Regions from separate parts of the Homo sapiens genome. Here regions 1 and 2 are each linked to region 3. A link is a contact called in ENCODE Hi-C or POLR2A ChIA-PET data. All regions are on one chromosome and are shown on one strand. The core of a region is the stretch at or near the end of the contact, and the rest is flanking DNA. Distances in the headings are between cores, read along the strand shown.

Region 1 (3,612 bases), core at 1,113-3,612, 1.0 Mb after region 3:
TTTTTGTTGTTGTTGTTGTTGTTTGTTTGTTTTTTGAGACAGAGTCTCACTCTGTCGCCCAGGCTGGAGTGCAGTGGCACAATCTCAGCTCACTGCAAACTCCGCCTCCCGGGTTCAAGCAATTCTCCTGCCTCAGCCTCCCGAGTAGCTGGGACTACAGGCGCATGCCACCACGCCTGGCTAATTTTCTTTTTTTTTTTGGATTTTTAGTAGAGACGGGGTTTCACCGTGTTAGCCAAGATGGTCTCGATCTCCTGACCTTGTGATCCGCCCGCCTCAACCTCCCAAAGTGCTGAGATTACAGGCGTGAGCCACCGCACCCAACCACATTTGTATTTTAAATCCCCTTTAACTTCTACCCCTCATTTACTACCTTGTCATTTTAAAGGTGTAGAGCTTCCTATTATAAAGGGGACAGAAAGGAAAACAATTCTCGCAAGTTTTCTGGCTCCCTCCATTAACTGGCTGGAAATTAGTTTTTGGAGTGTGGCTGCCATGCAAGAGCACCTGAAGAGAGTGGAAAAGGACATGGGGAAGAAGTAAGGAAGTGAGAATCCAGAGACTCTCCAGTGGGCAGCAAGAGACAAGATGTCAAAAAGGTGGGAAAACACTCTTTTGGGGTCCCTCATGCATTATAAAAGATACTACGCCAGAAAGTAAAGAAAGGCTCCTAAATGCTAATTAGCCAACAGGAGAGACCTCAATAAGTTTATAGGCTCCACTAAAGGCTGGAAAGTAAGCTAAAATTTCATAAGCAAAGCAGAAAATAAACAAATCACTACTGCTGAAATCAGGCCCATAAGAACACCAAAGATCCTGGCTCATAAAAGACGTTTTACCAGTCCTTCAACCAACCAGGAGGAATCCAGTTTTCAAACAAACTAATCAGCATTCTTGACTGATCAAGTGGCATAAGCCACTGCCTTGGGTAAAAAGGCAAGTTGCTTTCTTAGTAAGGAAGTCCCATATGGTGGCCATTTCAGTATTCCTTTACCTACACTTTGGGCTTTCCTTATCCATGATTCTGGCCATCTCTGGTGTCCCCAGGTGTCCACATCCCCCCTATAGGATTAACAGATAATGCTGAGTACCATTCTCTCTACATTGCCAACAAAAGATTTCAGCTTTGGTAAACTTAATATGAGGTGGGGGAGGAAGCAACAGTCAATGTGCAGAGTACTACAAAGAATATCAAAACTTGAGAACTTTAAGGGATCTATCACATCTCATCTCCAAACACTTTGACAGACAGGGGAACTTCAAACCAGAAAGGGCACAAGGTCATATGGAGTCACTGACAAAACCACTGCTAGAGTCCAGGCTTCCATGATTCCCAGTCCAGGGCTCTTATCATTAAATAACACAGCCTCCCTTCTTTCCTGGGAGGCACTGCAGGCATGCCATCCCCCTGCCAAGATAATCACCCTCCAAGAGCCCCTCCTCCTATCCCAGTCCCTCCTACAGCACAGCTGAGTTGCAGCTCAAATTAGCAAGTCCCGGAGCAGGGGGCATTTCTGGGAGGGTGCCCAGTCTGAGGGTTGCTGGTACCGAAGAGGAGGGACAAAGATGGAGAAGAAGGTGACATCCCACAAAGGGTTTGGGAGAACTGGGTCCTTGGGGCAGTGGCAGTGAGCCTGCTGGGCTGGATAAAGACACATGCAGTGGCATCTCCCAAAGCGCATTGGGGAAGCAGACCAGCAGTTGGCACCACCTCTAGCAGCAAAAGGAAGGGCTGAGCCTTGATGGGCAGGGAAGCCTGGGGCATCTCCGAGTCCAAGTTGGGCCTCAGGGGTGCCTCCTGGCAGAGTGGCACTGGCGCGCCCGTGAGGTGGCACCAGTGCCCGGGAGGAGGCCCGAGGACACAGATGCCCTGCCTGCCCGTGGGATAGCACCGGCACCCGGCGAAGGCCCAGCCCCCCCGGGAGGTGGCACCGGCGCCCGGCGAACGCCCGACGACCAGGATGCCCAACCCGCCCGTGAGGTGGCACCGACGCCCAGTGAAGGCCAGACGACCAGGATGCCCAGCCCGCCCGTGAGGTGGCACAAGCGCCCGGCAAAGGCCCGACGACCAGGATGCCCAGCCCGCTCGTGGAGTGGCACCCGCGGCTGGCGGAGGCCCAGCCCGCTCGTGAAGTGGCACCGGCGCCCGGCGGAGGCCCGCGGTCCTCACCAGCCGGATCAGCGGCCGCCGTTGCCCAGCCTCCTGCCCCACACGCGGCCTTACCGAGGCACTGCCCCACTGGTGTGCTGAACGGGTTCCCCAGGAGGAACTCCATCTTGGGTGGACAACACGCAGCGGCCCGGGCCCCCTGTCTGCCACCTAGGCCTCCGCTGTAACCCGCCGGACTCCCGTCCTGACTGACACTTGCCCCCTCCCCACTCTCTGGAACGCCGAGCTTAGGGCCTTTGGCCCCGCCCCCTTGCCGCGTCTCTATTGGGGGACACCTACGAAGCCCGCCTCCTATTGGTCGTTACACCTCTGTCAGCAAAGCCCCCACCCACCCCGCAGCGTCCGATTGGGCGGAGGAGCGAGCTAGGTCACCGGAGTCCCTGTCAGCCGTGGCGGCACCTCCCCTGGCCCGCCCCCAAAGGGGAAGCTGCGCATTTTGATTCCTCTGTATATTGGTCAATCTAAAGGATTCTTACTATTATTGGACAAAAGACGAGTCAATCACGCAAATGGACGGAACAGAGGTGAATCTAGGAATATCCCCGCCCATAGAAAGTACTGATTGGAGAAACATTTGTTTTCTCTACGGCTGGTTGGTGTAAGGAGTGTTTCACCACACGGAGATGTGGTCACGTGACTTGTCAACTTTCACCCAGGATGTCTCCCTTCTGACTTCCCCTTAGCAACCAAGTCGCGGCGCTTGGTTCCCCAGCAACCGGGAGACGCGTCTGCTGCGTGGAACCGCCGAGTTCCCAGCGCTTGAGAAGGTGAGACCTGGGAGCTGAGGCTCCCGGAGGACTTGCAGGGACAGATAGTGCCCGACGTAACTCTTTCCTGTGACCTTTTTCTCGGAGAACGCCGGCCCGGCCCTTCTCATTTATAAAATGAGCACGTAGGTCCTCTCCCAGCCACTTTACAGTCGTGTGAGACAGCCAAGACACTTTAGTCCTGGGCTTGTCAAGCTTTTGAATAAAAAAAAAAAAAAATACTAAGGAAGCATTTCCCGAGGGAGCAGGGCCAGAATGGATTTTTAAGGGGTTCCGTCTTCCAGCCTCCTTTCATAGAAAGAGAGGTACCCGGTCCACTGATAACTTTTCCCAGAATTTAGCCATCATAACTGACCTCATAACTATCAAATGATTTCATCTTGGTACTGTATATACCGCTTTGGATGTGAATACGGCTACTCAAGTTCTGTATCCGTCTCTGTCAGTAACTCATTGTACGACTTTGGACAAGTTCCTTTACCTCCCTGGAGCCTCAGGTTCCCTAGCTGGGAAATAAGGGCATTAGGACTCCCTTTTTATGGCCTCCGGAGCTTACATGTACTTAAATAATGCATGTGCACTGAGCACACAGTAAGCATTCAGTAAGTGATTGATTTTATTCTTTTTTAAGAAAAATTTTGTTCATTATTTATTTATTTATTTATTTTTTATTTT
Region 2 (3,971 bases), core at 475-2,974, 1.1 Mb after region 3:
GGAAGTAGTTGCATGCCCAAGATCACACAGACCTCAGAGGTTCAGCCAGCATCAGATCCTAGATTTGCACTCCTGCCACAATGCCAAACTGCCTGTGAAGTTCTGGATTTTCTAAAACAGGCAGTGTCAGGGAAAAGTCCCTCATACCTTGCTGTCACCCTGGACACGTTCTAGATACCCAACACTCTCCCACCTTTTTGCTGAACTCCTACTCATCTATCATGGCTCAGCTTAAACAAACGCCCTTTCACCCAAGACCCATTCTAAACCCTGAACATCCCCAAGATGGGAGTAAGCGATTCTCTGTGTTCTCACAGTTTCTTTGTATGTCCCTTATCAGGATATTATAAACCACAATTTAATCAGAATATTATAACCTTTTGCAATGAACAGTGAACATCATTCAGGTGGGCCTTTTTCTTCTTTAATTGAGCTTCTCTACCAATACATACAGGTGGGTCTTAAAGACAACCGTGCCTCCTGCCTCCAGCACAATAAAACTAATTGAATGGTGGGAGGGTGTTACTGCTCTTCATTCACTGAAATGAGTCATTCTCACTCTTACCCTGACACCACTCACCATCAGCAATGAAAGAGCCACTACTTCTAAGCTTCATCAGAGTTGGAGGTGGAGGTGACTCCACAGTCAGAGGTGGAGGTGTCAATTTCTATTTAGGAGAGAAGGCTGCAGATGGCAGAGGTTGTGGTAGGAGGGAAAGTCAGGAAACCTGCAGCAGAAGTGCCCGGGATGGAGGAATGAAGGCCCAGGTTCTAGGTCCCTTCTGGGCAGGTCTTGTGTTGGGCAGTGGAGACACGGAAAACAGTCAGACAGACACCACAAACCTCTGAGAGAGTCTGCCTGTAACCCAGACGAAGTCCTGATTCAGAGCCCAAACTTCCCCTTTTGAAAACAAAGATGACACCTGCTTTCCTTATTAAAGGGAGGGCAGCCATAAGCTTTGAGAAAACCTGCACAGGCCAAATATCAATTACTGTATCGTGCGTGACTCGCTGTTCCCTCTCGGGTCGTCTGCCCTTGTCTGGGCTTCACTTTCTCATCTGTAAAAAGACCTGACTGGCCTGCATAACCTCATGAGCCTGAACCCTGCCTCAGTTACTTCGCTTTGCACAGCCGAAGCCCGAAGCCCACCTTACCCCAGCTCGGCCCCAACCCAAAAGAACATGTCATGGTCTTACCTGTCGGCGGGGCGTAAGCCCGGGCTGGAGACGGGATGGTTGGCCCCGGACTCATAGAAGCGCTGGGGCCACCCGCCGGCCGATTCAGGAGACGGCGTCCCCCGTCCCGCAGCCGGAGGCAGCTCCTCCACATCGCGCCCGAGGGTCTGGGAAGATGCGAGACGCGAAACCTGGAGCAGGAAACACAGAGCGATGGGATCCCCAAAGCCGCACGGTCGGGCTGTACGGAAACCTCTCAACGCCTCCTCAGAGCCCTCAACCTCCCTTGGACGCCGCCATCTTCCGCATGACACCTACGGCGCGCCGTCGCCGCCGCGCGCCTCCTGCGCACACCCCCAGTCAATCAGCATCACAAACGCACCTCGCCCCGCCCCCTCCACGCCGCGCCTCGGCGAGGAGACTACAAGTCCCAGCGGGCCGCTCGCGCACCGCGCCACGTGTTTTCTCCTCCCGCCAATGGGCGGAAGCGCCGCCTGAGCCTGCTCCCGCCCCCCAGGCTCGCCTGAGCCAATCGGAAGGGGCGGGGTGTGTGTGTGTCTGTGTGTGTTTGTGTGTTGTGTGTCTGTGAGTGTCTGTGTGTGTGTATGTGTGCGCGAGGGCAAGTCGGGAGGGGGACCCAGCTCAGGACTGGGAGGCCCTGCTCGCAGGTCCCTGGGTCCCGGTGGCGGCCGGAGCGCTTGCTCCGCAGGCAGCGGGCGGGTGGTCGCCCCTCCCGCCCCCACCCCGCGCGTGCGCGCCCCGGCCTCTCCCTCCCCGCCACCCTCCTCGGCTCCCGCGCGGCGGCGGCGGTTCCTCTCCCACTCCCCCCAGCCCTGGCTCCGGGGGACCCCGCGATGCCGGTCCGCACCGAGTGTCCCCCGCCGGCCGGTGCCTCCGCTGCCTCCGCGGCCTCACTCATCCCGCCGCCGCCCATCAACACCCAGCAGCCCGGCGTGGCCACCAGCCTGCTCTACAGCGGCTCCAAGTTCCGCGGCCACCAGAAGAGCAAGGGGAACTCGTACGACGTAGAGGTGGTGCTGCAGGTGAGCGCCGGGCCGGGCCGGGGCCCGAGGGCCTCCTCGCGGCGCTCACGGGCCGTGCCCGCTTCGGCTCCTCGACCCCGCAGCCGCGGAACAGGCCCTCGCCGCCGGGGCCTCCTGCACCCGGCGCTTCCCACCCGGGACCTTCCCAGCCTGTGTCTCACACTCTCCGAGCCCCAGCCCTGACCTGCCCCTTCGGACCCAGAGCCCGTCGTGACCGGCTCCTGGCGGACCCCGAACACTCCCAGACTTGAAGCCCGTGACCGGCCCGTCTGGGATCCGGAAGCCCCTCATGACTCGGAGAAGGCCTGGGTCCTTCCTCCCCATGACCTGTCGTCCCTAGATCAGGGACTGCCACCAGCCCTTTTCAGACCCTGAAGAACTCTCCATTGGTTTCACCAGACTTGGGACCCTCCCCATGTCTGGGCCCACGTCAGATTCTCTCAGACCTGAGACATGTCCTCCTGCCCCTTCCTCAGTTCCAGGAATCCGCAGACCTTGGGGTCTTCCTCCTCCTGAGATCTCCTTAGGAGGGCTTCATCAGACCCCCAGACGGGGGAGCACCTAACCCGCAACTGATTGGTCAGGCCCTGGCCTCACCTCAAGACCAGGCACTCACTCCCTGAGTGCTGCTCACAGTCTGTTGGGATGTTGCCTCCTGGGTCCCCTGTTCCACTCACTGCTTCTGTCTCTTCATGGTCCAGGCACCCAGCTCCTTCCAGCTTCTCCACCCCCAGGCCTCCTGCCCCTGCTCTGGGACCATTTGCAGTCTTTTCCCAGTCTTCCTGGCCTCTATCCAGACTTCCCCACCCCATACCTTCGTCTTGCTCGATCCTGGTTCCAGGGGACCCTCTTTCCTGTTCTTAACTTTTCTCTACACAGGCACAGGGCTTCCTCTTAGTCTCTGGTACCCATGTACTGGGAAATCTAACTCACCCAATTTTAGTTCATGTCCAGTCGCCTCCCCCCATTTGACCTGGATTCCTGAATACCTGCTGCCAGTCCCTGATCAGCTTCGGAAGTACAGCTTCACTTGTCTGGGCCTTTCCCACACCTCACTCCTCTCAGGCTTGACACTTTTTGCCAGCTGAAATGGAGTGGCAGTGGTGAATACTCTTTTATCTCCCCTCCCCACAAAACTCTTCCTCCTCTATACCTACCCCTGCCTGACTAAGGACCCCTTTCCCCTTCCCTTTGCCCTTTTTTTCCTTAGTCTGACACCTCATCTGCCAGGCTGTTCCCAGAAGCCCCTCCAAACACCTGTCCCTCTGAAAGGCACTGTGTGCTGCCCCACTGCCTCCCCCCCGCCCCACCCCCCGGGGTGTGAGGGTGGAATGTACAGTATATTTATTCCTCAAGCTCTCCTTTTGGTCATTTAAAACAAATCTTAGTTTCACTTCTGAAGAGTAGGTCTCCCATCCAAAAGACAATGAGGGTGCCTTTTCTTTCTGCTAACTGCGGAGCACTCATCACTCTTTTATTCTCATACTGCTTTGTGGGAATAAATCATTTTCTCTGCTTACTTGAAACAGCATCGTCATGTTAATCATATCTTTGGGCTGTAAAGTTCTATCATGAGCCACGATAGTTATTATAATGGAAATACGATTGTGGCTGAAATATTTTTGTCTTCATAACTGTATGCCTAATGTAGTGATCCTCTTCTTAAAATGTGAGAGTCGAGTATGAAGGTACAGGGGTTTTTCGGTTTGTTTTGCACCTAGTCATAGAATTCTGGAGGTGAGATCCCTGGGT
Region 3 (3,691 bases), core at 915-3,414:
GTGGGCAGGACGTTCTATGTGACAAGGGCAGCCTTGGAGATGTTCCAAGACCCATTCATTGCCTGGACCAAAGCCACCAAAAGCCACTGGACCTGACAGAGAGACAGTGCCTGACTGACCAGACAGCAGATGCCAAGCTGACCAGAGGGCCTGTCCCCGCCCCCTCCTCTACCACCATGTGGACCTACATAAAATCCCAGAACCATCATCAAGTGCCAAAGGAGGGCAGGAAAACCCCATGACTGACACCAGCCAGGCAGAATAGAAGCTTGAGAGAGAAGCTTCGTTGATGGAAAGGGAAGAAAGGGAACACCTCTCTGACACTAGCTGTGTGGGCTGGGCTCAGACTCTGGGCCGCCACAAATTTGGATGCAGGATGGAGACTCTCTCCTGCACCCCGAGACCAGAGAGCAGCCAAGGAGGGTGATTCTCAGAGCCCTCTGCTTGTGCCTCCTCACGGGCTTGGCCGGTTAACAGGTGCTGCACCAAGAAAGAGCTCTGTGGTCGGATTAGTTTGAAAAACACTGGGTTAAAGAAAGTCAAGGCAGTTTTTTAACCGCAGGGCTTCTCAGAGCCTTTCCTCATGACTCCCCAAGAGGGGGTCTGGTAGTTTCATCAAAGCACTTTTGTGTGTTTGAGGGATGTCTGGTAGGAAAGACAGTCTTCTTCATTTTACACTGAGGGGAAGCGGCTCAGCCAAGGTCCCAGAGTGGGCCAGTGGACAACCGGCCAGGGCTGATTCGGCAGCACCAGACAGCTTCTGCCACTGCCAGGTCACAGTTCTAGCTGGGTCCTGACTCGTGGCCCCAGAGCACTGGGCAATTTCATCCTGTGTTAAGGCAGCCTCTGGTCACTGCCTTGTCCAAGTCTCTCAGAAACTTTACATATTTGAGCCCCTGGCTGTGTAGATTCTGGGGACTTGGTGGCTGGACACAAAAAAGGACTGAAGAACAAATTTGCTCCCTGCCTGAGGTGTGGGACAGAGCAGCAGGCAGAGGCTGTGAATCTAGGCTGTGCCCCGGGTCCATCTGGCCATGGGTTCTGTCTGCACTAAAGGACCTGGGGCCCTTTCATAAAACCTTAGAAACCCACCCTGATGAAAATGCTATACGGGCCGGGTGCCGTGGCTCATGCCTGTAATCCCAATACTTTGGGAGGCTGAGGCAGGTGGATCACCTGAGGTCAGGAGTTTGAGATCAGCCTGGCCAACGTGGCGAAAGCCTATCTCTACTAAAAATACAAAAAATTAGCCGGGCGTGGTGGTGGGCACCTATAATCTCAGCCACTCGGGAGGCTGAGGCAGGAGAATGGCTTGAACCCGGGAGGCGGAGGTTGCAGAAAGCCGAGATCATGCCATTGCACTCCAACCTGGGTGACAGAGCAAGACTCTGTCTCAAAAAACAAAAACAAAAACAAAACAACAAAACAAAAAAAAAGAAAGCTATAGGATAAATATAAATATAAATATATAACAGAAAAAATGGGTGGAAACTGTTATAGATTAAAACATAGCCAAAAGTCTAATGTGGGACAGGCTGATTTGAACAAGTCAACTGAGAAAGACATTGGTGAGACAGTTGGTACAGTTTGAACCCTGGCGGGCTATGTGATGATGTTCAGGAATTGTTGTTTCAGCAGGGGTGAAGGTATGATGCTTAGTTTTTTGTTTTGTTTTTAGGGTTTGTGTTCTTAAGGAATAAATCCTGTGGTCTCCACAACTCAAACAATCTGGTATTTGAGATTAGCATTAAAATGGTCCAGCGGGCATGTAAGGGGGAAAATGGGGGCTGTGCAGGGGCCATGGTGACAAAGGGAATTCCTGCCGGTGTGGCCAACCCTGCAACCTCAGTGGCTTCTGTCACGGAAGGCAAGCCCCACATCCCAGAGGCATCCAGACTCGGGGCTCTCCATGTGCAGGAGCTTGGGGAGGCTGGGACTGCCCCAGTGTGTGGATCTGCTGTGGGCTTTGCACCTGCTGGACCTTGCAACCCCCACGGCACTCAGGCCCAACCCTCCTCACACCTCCCACCTGCCCTCCTGCCCTCCTGCCCGGCTACTCACAGCGCTCCTCCTGGTCCACACGGCTCCGGCCACCTCGCCTGCTCCGGCCCAGGCCACTCATTACTCAGGATGCTTATTACTAGTCTTAGATTTGATTAGTGCTTGGGCTGCACTTCCTGGGTTTTCCCCTCAACCTGTTGGATGTAAATCAGCCACACCCACTCCCGCCCCCATGCCTGTGCATTGGGTCTCAGGAGCCCAGGTGGGTGGCTGCGGCCCAGGCTCCTGGCGTCCCATGGGGTACACACAGAGCAGTGGAAGGCCTGCCGGGCCTTGCGATGAGGTATTGACTATGGGATGGCCCAGGCTCTTCTAGATCTGGCCTTGGCCATCCCTTGGTCCTCATCTCCTGCCCGCCGGCACACACCCCAAGCCAGGCCAGCTCTCCACCCTCCCAGCATCACTCAGGCCTTTCCCTCTTCCTGGGTATACTTATTCTATTCATTGCCTGGTCGGCTCCTCCTGCTCTTCCTTCAAGGCTCCATTGAGGTGTCACCTCCTCCAGGAAGCCATCCCTGACTGTCCCAGCCTGTCAGGTGGTACTCATTCTCTGTATCTCCTTGACCCTCTCCAACACCTAGCAGAGCACTGGAGAGGCTGAACCCCAGGACCGGACAGCCTGCGTTTGAATCTTGACTCTGCTGCATACTAGCAGAAGGCCTTGGTGGCAATTTATGGAACTCTTCTGTGCCTCCATGTTCTCTGTGTAAAACAAGGATGAGGTCGGGCATGGTGGCTCACGCCTGTAATCCTAGCACTTTGGGAGGCCGAGGCAGGTGGATTGTCTGAGCTCAGGAGTTCGAGACCATCCTGGGCAACACGGTGAAACCCCATCTCTACTAAAAAAAAATACAAAAAATTAGCCGGGTGTGGTGGCGCGTGCCTGTAGTCCCATCTATTTGGGAGGCTGTGGCAGGAGAATGAACCTGGGAGTCAGAGGTTGTAGTGAGCCGAGATCGTGCCATTGCACTCCAGCCTGGGCAACAGAGATGCCATCTCAAAAAAAAAAAAAAAAAAAAGGATGAGAACATTGCCCGCCTCACAGGCGGTTATGAGCATGAAATGAGGGAGGGAGCACAGTTACATTCTTAGAGCAGGTTCTTGGCACACAGTAAGTCCTCAATAAAGGCCGTGGAGGAGGAACATTACAGCCCGTATTGCACTGCATGGCGACTGCACTCCTGTGTCTTCCCCATCGTCTGAAACCTCCCAGGGGATGGGAGGCCCAGCAACAGCCAAAGGCGGAGTGAGAGGAACGTAAAAGCCAAAGAAAGCCCATGGGCCCTTAGGAAGAAACTGAAGGACGAGGAGGACATGGAGAGGTGGAGAGGAAGGAGGGAGGCTGCAGGAAGCAGCTGGAGCAGGGTGATGGTGCACAGAGCAGGAGAGGAGATGCAGACGGTCAGCAAACACAGGAAAATGTCCAGTCTCCCAAAAATCAGAAAAACAACTGAACAATGAAAAACTAACTTTCAGCCATCAGGTTGCAAAGTTTTAAAGTTGGTAACATCAAGGGCAGGGGGGTGATCTACAGAAGCATGAACTCAGGGCCCACTGGAGGGAGGGAGCTGGCAGCAGCGTTCTGGAGAGTAACCAGCCAGGGTCAGTTAAATGCACAACACACACCTAA

What was found. Hi-C counts contacts between places; a loop is a spot of excess contacts on that map. ChIA-PET counts read pairs that join two places held with the same protein, here RNA polymerase II (POLR2A). Pooled maps may share reads with other maps.
Region 1: a loop to region 3 is called in a map with no recorded cell type, with 9 times the contacts of the local background. The contact joins the promoter of TOM1L2 here to the promoter of TNFRSF13B in region 3. A Hi-C loop is called at or near these places in 3 of 37 single-sample maps with no recorded cell type and 6 of 50 pooled maps. POLR2A ChIA-PET finds 5 or more read pairs at or near these places in 1 of 52 experiments (activated CD4-positive, alpha-beta T cell).
Region 2: a pooled map shows a loop between it and region 3 (4-fold over the local background). The contact joins the promoter of GID4 here to the promoter of TNFRSF13B in region 3. A Hi-C loop is called at or near these places in 2 of 37 single-sample maps with no recorded cell type and 2 of 50 pooled maps.

Annotation. Positions count from the first base shown.
Region 1 is chr17:17,970,038-17,973,649 of GRCh38, forward strand. It overlaps TOM1L2 (target of myb1 like 2 membrane trafficking protein), which reads right to left and starts at 2,363. Exons shown (of 15, transcript NM_001082968.2): 1 at 2,225-2,363. The coding sequence starts at 2,276. DRC3 (dynein regulatory complex subunit 3) reads left to right here and starts at 2,825. Exons shown (of 14, transcript NM_031294.4): 1 at 2,825-2,937. RefSeq lists enhancers at 1,856-2,425, 2,797-3,116 and a silencer at 2,067-2,116.
Region 2 is chr17:18,037,684-18,041,654 of GRCh38, forward strand. It overlaps GID4 (GID complex subunit 4 homolog), which reads left to right and starts at 1,725. Exons shown (of 6, transcript NM_024052.5): 1 at 1,725-2,219. The coding sequence starts at 1,782. It overlaps ATPAF2 (ATP synthase mitochondrial F1 complex assembly factor 2), which reads right to left and starts at 1,485. Exons shown (of 8, transcript NM_145691.4): 1 at 1,198-1,485. The coding sequence starts at 1,330. RefSeq lists enhancers at 1,144-1,213, 1,224-1,273, 1,414-1,523, 2,674-2,733 and silencers at 1,634-1,723, 1,734-2,323.
Region 3 is chr17:16,969,954-16,973,644 of GRCh38, forward strand. TNFRSF13B (TNF receptor superfamily member 13B) reads right to left here and starts at 2,165. Exons shown (of 5, transcript NM_012452.3): 1 at 2,062-2,165. The coding sequence starts at 2,122. RefSeq lists an enhancer at 3,597-3,691.